Linked DNA regions of Homo sapiens: regions 1 and 2 are each linked to region 3. A link is a loop called in an ENCODE intact Hi-C map of the cell type or tissue named here. Cell type or tissue: dorsolateral prefrontal cortex. All regions are shown on one strand. Region 1 has its middle 11 kb from the start of CRTAC1. Region 2 has its middle 42 kb from the start of LOXL4. Region 3 overlaps CRTAC1 (cartilage acidic protein 1).

Region 1 (5,000 bases), 130 kb before region 3:
CTGCTGCTGTTATTGCTATTGTTGTTGTTAGCGTACAGCACATGCATGGCCTTCAATGAATACTGTGTGGCATAATTACAGAATCATTCAGTGTCCTGTGGGGTCAGCCTACAACGCAAGTTCTACTGCTCATTACTTACATCAAGGGCAGCTTTCACCCCCGAGCTGCCTAACTGGGAGCCAGAAGATAGTGTTGAAATAAACCAGGAAATCCGACAACCCAGCTGACATCTCTCTTTCCCAGTCACTGTGTGGATCAAAGTCATGCTCCATAGAAGGTGAGTGCTACTTCTAGGAATCAGATATTCTGGAGCAGCAGGTACAGGTGGTTTTCAAGTGGCCAGATGCCTTGTGGCAAAGTAGAAAGTGTGCTGGCTTGAGTGTCATGGTCCAGCTATGTGACTTTAGACATGTCACTTAGCCTCCTATTTTTTTTTTCCTCATAGGCAAAATAGAGACTATGCTAGCAGGGCTGCTATGAAGAAGTGATGCCACTGTGCTCAGTTCAGTGCCTGACTGAGAGAAGGAACTCGATAAACTTTAGCCTCCTTTCCTCCAGACCTTCCTCCTGCTTCTACTCCCAAATAAAGGGCTAGAGCATCAGAACTGCAGGGAATGTGAAAGATCATCCAGCTCAGTTTTATCTTTCCAGATTAAGTAGGGACATACAGTGGGAAAGTGGCGGCCCAGATGAGAGGCCAGGTTGCCCAGTTCCTCACCCGGTGGTCACCCTGGCACCACTCTGCCACCACATCACAGTCATGGCACTGTCAGCTCAGAGCTAAATTCTCCTGGCATTATTTAACTGGGATTGTGGCTGTCTTCATTCTCTGAAATTACGTCAACTAAGCTTTAATGACCATTAGCTACTGTGGTTTTTCCTTTCTGAGGCCGCTCATGTCTTTGGCTAGGAACTCATCTCTGTAAGCATTTGTACTCTGCTCCTGTTTTCAGCAGATCTTAAATATTGTGCCTGGGTCTGAGCTTCTCCTTACAAGTGCAGGATTCTAAATTCAAATTCACGAGCCAGTGTCTGTTTTCTGGAGCACATCCAAGTGTGGGTGAGTGAGAACGGGCAGTTTATAATCCTGAGATGCTAATCTACCTTGCCAGGTTCTGAATGTGGTGGAGGAAGTAATAAACTTGGAAAACAGAATAGGTTCCAGGCCTGAATGACCAATTAAACCTCTTTTTAAATGGCCAAGAGCAATATCTATAAGATACAAGCTAATTACAAGAATTAACAACAACCACTACCAAAAAAACCCAGACTCTTCAGCTATATCAAATACCAAGGACCAGAAATGCAAGCCATCTTATATTTGTAATATCTATATTCCTAGCTCTGGCCTCCCTTCACCTCTGGTCCTGGATACAAAGAGGTGGGGTCCAAAGAAGAAGGAGGCAAGGATGATACCAACAATGGGAGGAATGAGAAGGCCCCTGAGTTGTTAGTAGATGGATAAAATACCAGTCATGGGACCTTTTCTCTCCTGTCGCCTTCCTTCTGATCGTTCATCCAGTACACATTTATGGAGCAACTACTAGGCAAGCAGTAGGGTAGGCACTGAGACTCAGCATGGAGCTGACCTTCCCAGTGGGGAATACAGAAAACAGACAAGCAAACAAACAAGATACTTTCAGAGAATGCTAAGCCCTCAGAAGGACATGCAGATAGGTAATGGGATAGTGAGGAACTGGGTTTGGGCAGGGACAACTTAGATGGATGGTTGGAATGGCATCTTTGAGGATGTGACCCATATGAGCTGAGATCTGTAGGACGAGTAACCAGCCACAGGCAAATCTGGGAGAACGTTCCAGACAGAGGGCACAGAAAGTGCAAAGAAGACCACTTGCTGTGCCTTCTGCCTGGAACATTCTCCTTGTGTGAGAGCCCAAAGAAGAGAGGGATGGTCGGAGTGGCTGCGGCTCAGTGAGCAGGACTGGGGGATGGGCCATGGCCTGATGGGGTAAGGCTGGGGAGGTAAGATAAGGAGTAGTTAAGTAGAAGCAGGACCTAGAGTCAGAGAAATCTGGATTTGAAGCCCAGCTTAAAGAGTTATAGACCGGGCACGGTGGCTCACACCTGGAATCCCAGCACTTTGGGAGGCCAAGACAGGCAGATCACTTGAGGTCAAGAGTTCAAGGCCAGCCTGGCCAGTGTGGTGAAACCCTGTCTCTACTAAAAACCAAAAATTTGCCAGATGTGGTGGTGCGTGCCTGTAATCCCAGCTACTTGGGAGGCTGAGGCACAAAAATCACTTAAACCTGGGAGGCAGAGGTTGCAGTGAGCCAAGATCTCGCCACTGCATTCCAGCTTGGGCAACAGAGAGAGATTCCATCTCAAAAAAATAAAAATAAAAATAAAAAAATAATTATTAACAGTGTGACCTTGAACTGGTTACTTTGCCTCTGAGCCTCAGCTTCCTCATCTTTGAAATGGAGCCAAAGAGAATAGGACCAACCTCACTTGGTTAATGCAAAGAATAAATGAGAGGGAGCCCTTTAAAGTACTTAGCAGAGCACCTGGCACACAGTCAGTGGCCATAAACTCCAACGTCTACTCTTCCAGACTCACCACTGACACCCAAGGCCACTGATCGCAGGCTGGGGTCAATTTCAGTCACCACCACCAAGAAAGCCACCAGGTGGCGGTCTTTCAAGCTTTTCTGGCTTAAGCGTGGTCAAGACTGTTTGAGCTTGTTTTCACCCAGTAGGAAAGTGCAAAAACAAATCCTCCAAAGACTAGGTGGGTATAGGGCCACTGGAAACATACAGGGAATATTTTCCGGCTTCAGCAACAAAATGTAGTGAAAAGAACACCAGCTAAGAGGCAGACCTGGGTTCCCGTGTCCACTTTGCCTGTAGATGAATTGAGCTTGGTAATAATGCATTTGAGCCTTGTGGTCTAGATTTCCCCATCAACCTACACCATGGTATTGCTGTGAGGCCCCGAGGAGGCACTACATGCAGAATGGCTGAAGAATACCTTTCTAGAGTGTGCTTGAGTGACAGTCCCAGCTTTGCCACTTACTTGCTGTTTACTTACCCTGAGCTTTTTCACCTATAAAATGGGCATAAGAACAGAATCACAGGCTTGTTAGGACGATGAAAACAGTTAAGCACTTGAACAGCTCTGAGCACCTGAACGTACAGTCTCAGTGTGTGCTGCCATTATCTGTAAAGTGCCATTAGGCAGATTGGCTGTGACCACAGGCTGCCCTGGCTTTGGTTGAGGTGGCTGCTGGGAAGCTGCAGAGAAAGAAGGTGAATGTTTGACTGAGGATGAAGATGAGACAACTACGAATAAGCAGAGAGGGGGGAGTTCCACTTGCAGATGGGGAGTGAAGGTGCACAGTAACCAAGGAAGTGTCTCCTGCCCCCACAGTGCCTTGGCAAGGAAGCTCACAGGATGTGGGAAGAAGGGGCATCACTTGGTAGCCACGTCTCCAGCCCATTTCTATTCCTTCTGTCTCTCTCACTCTCTCCCTCTCTCTTTCCACCCCCTCTCTTTTTGAGACAGGGTCTCACTCTGTTGCCCAGGCTGGAGTGCAGCGGCATGATCATGGCTCACCACAGCCTGGACCTCCTGGGCTCAAGCAATCCTCCCACCTCAACCTCCCAAGTAGCTGGGACCACAGGCATGCACCATCACCCTGGATAACTGTGTGTGTGTGTGTGTGTGTGTGTGTGTGTGTGTGTGTAGAGATGGGGGTCTTCCTATGTTGCCCAGGCTAGTCTCAAACTCCTGGGCTCAAGCAATCCTCCTACCTCTTCCTCTCAAAGCAAGTAAGTGGCAAAGCTGGGACTATCACTCAAGCATACTCTAGACAGGTATTCTCCAGCCATTCCACATGCAGTGCCTCATCTGGGCCTCACAGCAATACCGTGCTGGGATTACAGTCACGAGCCACCTTGCCCGGCCCTATTCCTTACCTCTTTCAGCACAATGTGGGCGCCAATTTCCTGCTGTATGGTAAGCTCCTTGAAGGCAGAGGTTGTATTTATCTTTGTTTTCCCACCAGCCTAACACAGAGCCCACACCTAACAAGCCCTGGACAAATGCTTGTTGGTGAGCAATCCATTCTGGGCTACCCAGTGCACTGATCACATCTCAGATAACCTAGGGCTCTGCACTGAGCTGTGACTCCACCAGCTCAGCCACGGGATTGGATGCTCTGCCTGTGACCTGAGGATGTTAGTTACTCTGTGCCAATGCCCTTACCTATAAACGTGTGCAGACCGTGTCCTAATCACAGGCAGGAGAAAAGGCACAGGCACCAGCTGGCTTTCCTGGGTTTCCCATTTTCCTGTGACCTGCCCCTCCTGCCTGGAAATCTCTCAGGAGGATGGCACATGGTGGTGAGTGCTGTGTAATTGCTTAATGGCAGGAATGGGTGTAGGAGGAATTGCAGAGATATGGGAAGGGCAGCAGGCATGACAGAAAGGCACAGCTTGCCAAGAAAGACACCGCATACCTAGCTCTGCTTTGCCCCATGAGAACTTTGGGAGGTGGTGGGAGTCACCGCGTCTTTCTATTTCCTCTTCTCCACAATACGGGAAATACAAATACCCACTTCTTTGTCAAAAAGGGCACAGTGCCTGGCACACAGAAAGTGCTTAAATGCTTGTTGAATATATCAATAAGATGTTGTGTGAAACAATGCTTTGTAAATACTAAAGCAGCACTGTTAAAACTTTTTACTAAAGTACTCTAAGCGCAAAAGAAAAGGTTACACGTATCCCCACAAGGTTGGGGGAGGCTGAAAATCTCACCCAACAGGAAGCCTGGAAGATCTTTTCAAGGCTCACACTTTGTTTAAAATATGCTCACACAGTTTTGCATTCAGCTCCATGATATATGCAGATTTATTCAAATCATAATTAGATATTTTTATTTCTTTTCGTTTTTTTTTTTTTGTTTTTTTTTTGAGTCGGAATCTTACTCTGTCACCCAGGCTGGAGTGCAGTGGCACAATCTCGGCTCACTGTAACCTCCG
Region 2 (5,000 bases), 400 kb before region 3:
AGCTAATGTCTCTGAGCGTCAATTTTCCCGCCTGTACAATGGGAATCATGATGCCTTCCCGCTGAGAATGCCATAAAGATGAAGTGAGCTCAAGTGCAATGAAAGGACTTTATAAACCAACAAGAGGTTCTGCCATTCAGAGAGAAGCTGTCATAGTGCTCTTTCTTGGAAGAAGCCCAGTGATGCGCCCAGGGCATCCAATGTGCCCCATGGACTCCCCAGTGGGAGGAGGCTCATCTCTCTGGAATGGAGCTTGCAGTATCAGCCATGCCACAAGTGGGAAGAGGGAGAAACAGGTCTGGTCTTCGGCATTACTAATCTTGCTGCTCTTCTGTTCCTGTCAGCAAGCAACCTACAGGATTCTTGGGAGGTGAGCTGTGTGGGTGCTTGTGGCTTAACCTACATCCCATCACCCAGGCACCCATATGCACCAGTTTACCTGGTTTCCACGTGTTGTCCCTATGTATTTATAAACAAAACTCCCTTTTACTCTCAGAAGTGTCCCAGGTTGGATAACTCACACGGTACTCCCTGATTTAGGACATTTTCCTGGAGCCACAACCAAGGAAATGGAATCCCTTACCAATCCCACTCCCCACGTGTAAACGATAAGACACCACACCTGGGCGCCCCTTGGAGACCTGAGAGTCAACTTGCTTGCTTTATAGTTGAATAAACTAAGGCAGAAAGAGGGCTCAGGTGCTGTTCCCGAGTTCACTCTGATGGGGATCTCCAAAAATCAAGTCTCCCAAGTTCTAGGCCGGTGGTGTTTTTCTCCTGTTTCCTGTCCAGTGAGAGATGCAAGGAAGAGGGTCGGGAGCCACACCTAACACTGTGATGCTGATGGAGGCACCAGGAACCCTAGACCCTGCCTTGAGCCAGTCGTTGCCCTATTAGGTTATCAATAAATGAGGGTGTAGGCTGGCTTGCTAAAGCCTCCTTGTGTCAGGCTGGAGTGCAGTAGCACGATCTCAGCTCACTGCAACCTCCGCCTTCTGGGTTCAAGCGATTCTCCTGCCTCAGCCTCCCGAGTAGCTGGGATTACAAGTGCCTGCCACCACGTCTGGCTGATTTTTGTATTTTTAGTAGAGACAGGGTTTCACCATGCTGGCCATGCTGGTCTCGAACTCCTGACCTCAAGTGATCCACCTGCCTTAGCCTCCAAAAGGGCTGGGAAGGGATGAGCCACTGCACCCAGCCAAAAGCCTCTTTGTGTTCTGATTCACTATTCCCCCTTGCTGGGGACTGGCTGGCAGTTTCCTCCTGGGGACATGACTTGAGGGCAGGCGTGGAGGGTCACAGCACAGGAGATGGGCCAAGGGTTATTCCTCCAAGCAGAGCCCAGGGACACATCTCTCTCAGCTAGGTGCCTCACCAGCAGGACATTCAGGTGCAGTGATGGGCACAGACCAGCGAGTGTGCAGTGGAGGATGTGGGAAAGGCTCCAGCAATGAATGCCGAGGCCGAGGCCTGTCCTGAACCCTGGAGGGAGGCCAGCGTGGTCTGTTTCATCTGGTGCTCCTGACAAAACCCTTCCCAGGGCAAGGACTCTCTGAGTCCCCCCAGAGCCTGGCAAGGGAGGTGGTCTTGGCCCTACCCTGACAACAAAAATTATCTTGGAGAACCTCTGCCATTCCCTGGTGTGCTGAGAAATTCTGAACTGGAACGTCTTGTCCATCCAACATAGGCACGTCCCAGTTCCCCCGTGGAGCCACCTTCATATTCAGTTCCACAAGGGAGCGTGCACGGTGTGCGGGGCACCTTGCCAGGCTTTGAAATGAGCAGGACCCAGCCCCTGACTCTCAGGAGTCCTGTTCTAATAGAAGGGTCGAGGCAAACGCATTCTCCAGAGAAGGACAACGCCAGGCAGGGGAGAAAAAAAAATGCCAGCGAGACACTTTTAAAAGAGGGAAAGTCTGCATGTGCAAAACCATTCTTTGAAATGATGCATTTGGTTATGTGCATATTTGTTATGCATTTGGTTATGTGCATATTTGTTAATCTAGCTCCGTGATTTTTAAGTGTCTTAAACCACAGATTTTTTTTCCAAATAAAATCTTTCCTGAAACCCCCAGTGTGTTATAACAAGACAATGAAGCTGGGAGAAAGGTAAATGCAGAGTTCCTGGGGTGAAAGGAGAAGTTGGATGCCATCACCTGGACAGCCCCTAGACTCAGACTGACAGCCACCAGTCTGTATAATGATGAATCATGCAGCTGCTAAATTACTACCATAAGGATTATGGATCAGCAGGAAAAAAACATTGTACAGTGATGAAAAACCAAGAACAAAAGGCCAGGTGCACCATGGCTCCTACTGAGGAATAACAGGTGTGAGTAGTAGGCTTTGTGGCTGGTTTTCTTTTTTTTTCTGAGATGTGGTCTCGCTATTTTGCCCAGGCTGGTCTTGAACTCCTGGGCTCAAGCCATCCTCCCACCTCAGCCTCCCAAAGTACTGGGATTACAGGCGTGAGCCACCATGCCTGGCCTGCTTGGTGGTTGATTTTCACATTAAAAAATTGTATGTCACTGTTAATTGTGTCTCACAGGGAGGAGGGAGTGAGTACCTGTTCCCTGTTAGGGGGAGTGCTGGAGGCTGGAACCAGCATTTCAGATAAAGGGAGGCATCCAGCAGAGATCTGGGAACTGTCACGTCCTGAGGGCTAAATAGAGGCATAGAAGATGAGGAGGGAAATTGGGAGGAAAGAAACTGGGAGGGAACCAGAGCATAGAAGGGCACCCCATCACTCAGCGTCTTTTTGTGATTTCCAGGCAGCAGAGAGCTGTGTTTCTGAGCAGAGGAGTCACTCGTGGAGCTGCCTTTGTTCCTTGTTAGAAAGAGGTTCAAGGGTGGCCCCCAAGTGTGGTCCCTTGGCAAAGGAGCTCTCCCAGTTCCCCTCCCCCCAGGGCAGATTTGATTCTGTCTCTCTCATCCAGGAGCCACGGCCTGGGATGCCCTTGCCAGGGTCATTGCCAAGCCCAGTTTTCCCAGACTGGGCTCGCAGGCCCTGGAGGCCCTGGGAAGCCGCCTAGCAAAGGCTGGTTCAGGGGTGGCCATAAGAGGGCGGAAGAGGGCTGGGAACGGGCGGCCGCAGCTTACGCCTCCATCCCACTCCCTCTTCTTATCCAACCTTGTGTTTCAGATCAGGAAATTGAGAGCCAAACAACCCAAGGTCACATGGCAGATTTACAGAGAGCAGGGATTGGAGCTCAGCCTCCACACTCCGGGTCCGGGACTGCCGCCGTGCTCATCACCCTGCCTCCTTTTCCCTAACACCCTCCCATCTGCACACTCTGAGATGCTCCCTGAAAGCTGAGCTCCCCTCCCGACCATGTGAGAGACCCCACAGGCATGCGCTTGCTCACAATCCATTGCCAATGCCTGCTCCCAAGACTGCAGCTGCCAGTGAGATACGACTTGTGATTTAACGAGCTCAGTCCTTCCCGAGGCTTGATGGGTACTGTCTCACCACTCCCAGGATCTCTTGGCAGCAAAAACCCCTTTCCACACAGGGGCCCTGCTTTAAGCTGCATCCCCACAGACTGTCTTTTCGGGTGCCTCACCCTCACCTCCTGCTTAGACACGGCCACTCCCCAGCAAGGACTGTCAGAGCTGGGGGCCTCTGAGTAGCTCACCTACAGGTTTTCCAACTGAGCCTAGAGGAGATGCCGGGGCGCTGCAGGGAGGGTGAGGTGAGGTATCTGCAGGAGTTGGGGCAAAGAATGACCTTTGCTTCTGCTAGAGAAGCTTAGCTATCCATCTGTTTCATGTTACAGAGTTCCATGTATGCTTTCATTTGAACAAAGGATTCTCACTGTAAAAACATCTCCAAGCCCCTGAAATGAGCTCAAGCCCCCAGCAGGGCCTGCCTCCCCCTGCGCCGCCGGTCTTAACAGTCTATCAGCGAGACAGACCCATCCTCTCTCCCTTGTTGTCACCTTGTGGATATTTATAGCATTACCGTGTCCACCAGAGAGCGTAATGGGCTTTTTAGGCTAAACCAATTAAACTCTCCTCCCGTAAGTCATGTCTCCTGGATGGCTTCTCTGCCCTGCTCTGAGCTTGTTCTATCTTCATTATCTCGGCTCTTCATGGCAGGGGGAGGACACGGCCAGAGAGTTCACACACTGGTTCCTGGGGGATCTCTGCATCTCTTTCCGGCCCTGGCTGCATCTTGCCAACCACCACCTCTCATTCCTCGGGCTGTGTAGACATGATCCAGACCTGGGCAGTGCAGTCAACCCCCTTGTATACTGGGAAGCAGAATATACTCAAGAGGAGGTAGTCGGTCTTTCCCTCCTTTTTTTCTTTGCCCTTCCAAATATCAAGCAATATCAGCAACAATCTACAAATAGCAAGCATCTAAGCCTATGCAAAACCCACTGGGCTGGGCACCACGAGGCTGTCACCTGCAGAGATGGCTGAGTTCCGATGTACCCCCAGGCGCCTACAGTCGGTGGAAGCTGGCGTGGTGAAACATTTCCCAGTGTGCTATTTGTGATCCTCACGGGCTCCTGAAGATATTGCAAGCATCTGCGTGCTTCAAGGCAATGATAGTATGTTTCATTTATTTTCTAAATCAATAATAAAATAGTTACTTTTCTAAATGGAAGGGCGTGAGTGCTCTGAAGGCATGCCAGGAGAGCACACCTTCCCTGGGAGTGGAGATCAATTTGGCTGTGACTCAGTCTCCAGGCCGTTGGCTCAGCACTCAGCCGAACACCACTAACCATCCTGGTGGGTTTCACTATCATGCAGCATTAAATTCTTTTTATGTTTAGTCATACTCAGTTTAATTTACACCCAGGATGGATGGACCATTGGTTTAAGACAAGAAGCATAAGGAACACTGAGAAGGAAATACACTATCAAGTTAATAAGGAACATAAAAAATAGAATAATTCTAAAAATGTTTCTAGTACCCCATAAACCAATGCTAAAAAGAGAAAACACACTGACAATTATGGCCAATTTGGCATTTTTATTTATTAAGAATAAAG
Region 3 (5,000 bases):
TAAAGCATTCTTTATTGCCAAATCGCAGATGAAATTATTTACTTACACATAAGCAACCAGGAATTGAGTGCTAAATCCCTAGGCTTCAGCTGGGTCCCGTCTCGGATAACTGAGCTCAAAGAATTGAGTTCTTGTTCCAAAACCTCTCCAGCACTTTTTTTTGAAGGCACGCTCTCCCCTCATCTTTCTGGTTGGGGGACCTATTGTCAGACTCTCTGACAGGGAGATCTTTCTAGGGAAGGCTGTTTTTCTAATTCCAGCACGGCTGCTGACTAAACTCTGATAATCTGCCAATAGACTGCTGATGGCAGAGCAATCCAGTTCCTGTTTTGGGTGCCAAAAATCAGGAAGCCAGAGCTGTACACAACAACTTGTCATGTGAACTTAAGCCACATTCATACCAGACCTGCACTTGGGACAGAGAGATCCTCTTGTTGGTCGGCCTTCCCAACATACCCATCCCAACGTGTGCAGCAGAGGCTTCCAAAGTGGCAGCCTCCCTCAGTCTGAATCCTGGGGCTGGAAGGATGGTTGAGGGGTCCTTTGGGGTACCACCCTGCCTCCAGACACCTGGGTGGTGGCATCATCTCAAAGTCCTGCCCAGAAAGGGTTGTCACTGCCTCTCCTGAGTTTACAATGCCTTTCCCTAGCCACTTTTCACCCTGGTGAAAGGGGGAGATTAATGTTGACCTGTCTTACAAAGTTTGTGGGAACAAATGACTAGACAATAAAATGGTTAGCACAGCTCAAGCCCCATCTAAGTGCCTGAGAGCTCCGCGCGTGAAGGTACCATGGAAAGGCTGTATCAGTAATAAACTATGTTTCCCCCGGAAAAGAAATAAACATGCAGGCGCTTCAGCCTAGATTTGTACAGTCAATTTTTTCTGCATAGTTGCCAGTTCTGTGCACTGGGCTGGCTTGGCAATTAAGTGCCTTGATCTTGCAAGGGAAGGGGGGTGCACTGGGGGGATGAAGCACTTGAAAATGACAAGGTGGAAGGGAGGCAAGGACTGGGAGAGCAGGCTAGACACAGAATAAAAGAATCTGGAGGTTGCGGCTGGGTTTGAGCATGAAGGGGGCATTGTTCACGCTGGCTGGGCTGGCACAGAACCGAGGAGCGGGAAGGAGGAGACCCAGAGGAGGCAGATGAGGAGCACAGTGGGGATGGAAGCACCAGCCAACTGTGCCGGCTGGGCTGGAAGGACGGGCAGTTCAAGGAAGAAGCAGCAGCTTTGGTGGAGGAACAGAGGGAGGCTGGGGCAGCTGGCGTGCCCAGAGGACGTGTTCGAACAGCTCTGCAGACTTCCAAAAGCCATTTGGCTGACAAGAACCTATTTGGCCCACCATGTTACTATTCTGTCTGCGCGCCTTCTCCAGCCCACCCTTTCCCTGCCCGCCAAGCCCCCCAACACTACCCTGTAGCCCCCCTTGTCACTCAGCTAATGACACATGGACGTCTGGCTGGAAAACTAGCCCGGAGTGTCCCCCACCCCCGAGCCCCAGGAATGGACCCCAAATGTAAGGGCCGCCATGCTGAGCCCGGCCTGATGGCTGAGGCTTTGGGCGCGTGGCCAGCGCTCAGCACCACTGTGGTGCCAGGGGGCCTGAGAAGCTGGGAGGAAAGCAGGCAGAAGGGGCAGGCCATGTCCAGATGTGCACTCAGGGAGCTGGGAGGTCCCTGGAGCCAAGCCACACAGCACCTGCCTGCTAGAGAGCTGTATGACCTGGGAGAACCTCCCATTTTACAAAGAACAGACGGAGATCCAGGGAGGAGAAGGGACTCGCCCAAGGTCACACAGGAGGTTGGTAGAGAGCTAGCACTTAGAGCCCCATCTCCTCCTGATGCTTAAACTGCCACAGCCCGCTGACCTTTCCGATGACCTCCAACTTAAGAACCCTACCAGCCTGCAAGACAGGAGGGGCTGTGAGGGGAGGCCCACACCCACTGGGATGACAGCCCCAGGCTGGCACCCGGACTTGAGGCAGCCCCACCCGGGTTGTTGTGGCTGAAGCAGCTGCCTGGCTGAGTGTTCAGGACAGCGGGGGAGGTCCAGCCACCCCAGGGCAGGCTAGGCAAAGGTGCTATCCAGGTACCGGCCTTCAGCACTGCGGGAGGGGGAGGGGAGGCCTCCTCTCTAGACATTATCCATTTCCGCAGCTGCAGCTGCTCCGCTGGGTCACAGTGCCATCTAGTGGCCACCATGCCAGCTCTCGGGGGACTCGAGGGCCCCGGGAGGGTGGCCAAGCGAGAGATTGGGAGAGAGACTGGGGCAGTAGGAAGACCACTCTCCCATCCCCTGGTCCCCAACTTCCCCAGCTGCTTGAGGCCTCTTGAAGCCGGGACAGTGCCGGGAGCTGCCCTGCCTGGGAATCCTGGGAACTGGGTTCTGGACATGGCCAAGGCCCTGGCGTGGAACCAGATGGAAAAAGAGGAGGGGAAGGTGAGAGGCAAGAGTCCTGCACTGCCTCCGCGGTCCAGGCCCCAGTGACCTTGGGCATGCCCCTCAGCTTTTCTGAGGACATTGAACTAGCAGGTGAGGGGACAGGGTCTGGAGCCAGGCCACAGGTGCAGGTCCAGCCTACCCTGTGCATTACAGCCTAGGCAGTAGTGGGCAAACTATTCTCCCAGCCTCAGTTTTCTCATCTTCAAAATGAGAGTGTTGTGAGAACGAAAGGAGGCGCACATGGGACATGGCTGGCACATGGCCTGGCACACGGGCAGTGCCCACCTAGTATAGCAAATACCAACACCTTCCACTCTGAGGCTCTGCCAGAGCGATGCCAGGGCCTTCTGCTGGGCACCTCCTGGGTACAGGGAGCACTGTGCAAGGTACAGGGGGATGCACAAGAGAAGCAGGCCCAGCCCCTGCCTGGGAAACATTCTCTGTGTGTCCCCCCAAACCTCCAGTCCTGGGCATGGCCAGCGGCATCTTCATCCCCATCCCCTCTGGGGTCCATCTCTCTGCTCTCCTTCCTGCCTGCCCTGCCTCCCCTAGGCCTCGCCTCCTCCCCAGGAACTCTGCATTTTGGCCTCACCCTTTGAGGCAGCATCTGTCCAGGCTGCAAGGTGGTGATTAAAGAAGCCTTAAAAGAAATTCGGAAAGAAAATGAAGGTGGATTTATGATGTCAGGTGGGGAGTTTTGCTGTTGGCTGGGAGCAGTATGGAACAAAGCGGAGGGCAGATCTGATTTATAGGAAGTCATTATTGAAGGAGACGGAGATGCCTAAAGCCCAGCTGAGGCCTTCTGGCAGATCCTCACCAGTGAGCTCAACCAGGGGCTACAGAGTGGGGGCCAAGGGGCCTCCTAGCTTCCCAGGTGGGCGCTGGCCTTTCATCGGGAGTGAAGCCAGATCTGACAGCCAGGGACCAGGCAGGGCTGGAGTGACAGGCTCCCCAGCCAGGGCCCGGGACCCCCAGGAAGTGCAGCACGGGCCTGCTAGGGGTACCCAAAGCCCAGGACACACAGAGACCTTTTCCCTGGGGTGTCAGATGCATTTGATGAGTATCGGGGGGAACATTGCGTTTCTTTTAAAACAAACACAGATATGTTATAGAATTGAAATGTAATTTTTGTGTGCATTTTTCTCAACACAAGAGATTTTAAAGAAATGTCAAGCCTGTGGCTAGCCTCTCTGGGTTATACCCCTAGGCTACACCCCCAGGCTTTGCCAGTGCAAATCCCTCCTCTGTCAAGAGGAAACAAATGATGGGGCCTGTCCTGCTGCCCCACCCCTTGCCTTAACATTCTGCAGAGACAGGGCAGGAAGGATGAGCGGGGGTGTATCCTTGTCTAATACCCGCCACACAGTCAAGTCCTGCCCAGGCTCTGAAGGCTCCCAGAAGGCTTGGGAGTGGCAACACCAGCACCTACACAGTTATCTTGTCTTATAATTTTTCAGGAAATTTAGGATGAGAGACCCTGTTACCATCCTGCACTTGATCCTCACATCCCATTTTCCAGCATGTTTACACACACACACACTCTCTCTCTCTCTCTCTCTCTGTGCCCATTCCTGCACCACGTTTCCAGCATTTCTGCCCTACTCATTTACAATATCTTGGATGCTCTTGGCAGCCTGCGAATCATGGCATTCACCAGAATCCTGTTTCTATTAAGGTCTCAGCAGATGGCCAAGTTCCCTGGCCGAGGGGCCTCACCTCAGAGTCTCTGCTGATGCAGAGGGTGCAGGGCTAGATGGGCACAGGAATCAGCCCCCAACATGCTTATCCTGTGTCCACCCTGGAGGATGCATTCATTGCAAAGTAAGCTAGTAGCAATCTTGGAGATCTTCTCAATTCCCACCCACTTTACAGGAAGGAAACTGAGGCCTGGAGAGCATGCTTCCCGTGATCCTGAAGGAGGGGAGGTGCAGAGGCCAGGCAGGAAGCAAGAGGCTTTACCTTAGCACCACGAATCCTTGTGCTGCCTCATCCCTGGGTCCTCAGACCCACAGCTTGGAGAAGTTCAGCTGCATGCACACCCTCCCTCCCCACCATCTTTCCCTGTCTCACCCCCCAGTCCCTGAGGGCTGGCCCAGATGCAGTCTGAGAGATGGATTGTCTGCACCCGACTTGTACTTGGGTCTGCATTGCCAGCGTGCCAGGGCTCAGAGGTAAAGGGATGGTTCTTGAGGACAACCAAGGCTGCCCTTTGGGGGTTGGGCCCAATGAACAGATCATCAGAGTGCCAGAATGTGGCTAGGGGAAATGGGGACCTCCAAGGGGCATTTTCCCCTCTAACTCCAGCCCCTACCCAGCCTGATGGGCAGGGTGAGCAGAAGCCTTCAGCAGGGATGGGCAGGGAGGAGCAGTCACACCCCAACAGCAGAACAAGGAGGTCTTTGAAGCCTGAAAGTGCTGGGAAAAAATAAAGGGATATTATTCACCCAGCAGGTGGTAAATAGTCCCAGCTAATGACTGTGTGGCACCTGACATTTTCCAAGGCACCTTCCAAAAACCAGCTCACTTAATATTTATGACAGCCCCGAGAAGGAGCCA

Evidence for each region. Hi-C counts contacts between places; a loop is a spot of excess contacts. Peaks named below come from ENCODE experiments on the same cell type or tissue, not always from the same donor. Only the 100,000 strongest peaks of a DNase experiment are listed, where the experiment ranks them.
Region 1: a loop joins it to region 3, with 9 times the contacts of the local background. A loop is called at or near these places in 100 of 110 quality-filtered maps.
Region 2: it touches region 3 in a loop (2.4-fold over the local background); 32 of 110 quality-filtered maps call a loop at or near these places.

Annotation. Positions count from the first base shown.
Region 1 is chr10:98,039,281-98,044,280 of GRCh38, reverse strand. No RefSeq gene overlaps it. Among named protein-coding and RNA genes, the nearest start is that of CRTAC1, 11 kb to the right of the region's middle. In dorsolateral prefrontal cortex, a CTCF peak has its summit at 2,657 (motif pointing right); a DNase peak (open chromatin) is centred at 2,640.
Region 2 is chr10:98,307,812-98,312,811 of GRCh38, reverse strand. No RefSeq gene overlaps it. Among named protein-coding and RNA genes, the nearest start is that of LOXL4, 42 kb to the right of the region's middle. In dorsolateral prefrontal cortex, CTCF peaks have their summits at 2,854 and 3,054 (motif pointing right); DNase peaks (open chromatin) are centred at 3,061 and 3,431; H3K4me3 peaks cover 501 bases; H3K27ac peaks cover 1,554 bases.
Region 3 is chr10:97,912,120-97,917,119 of GRCh38, reverse strand. All of the region lies in intron 5 of CRTAC1 (cartilage acidic protein 1), which reads left to right. Among named protein-coding and RNA genes, the nearest start is that of MIR3085, 39 kb to the right of the region's middle. RefSeq lists an enhancer at 2,051-2,627. In dorsolateral prefrontal cortex, CTCF peaks have their summits at 1,086, 1,999 and 2,203 (motif pointing left); DNase peaks (open chromatin) are centred at 304, 1,149, 1,592 and 2,179; H3K4me3 peaks cover 2,151 bases; H3K27ac peaks cover 1,678 bases.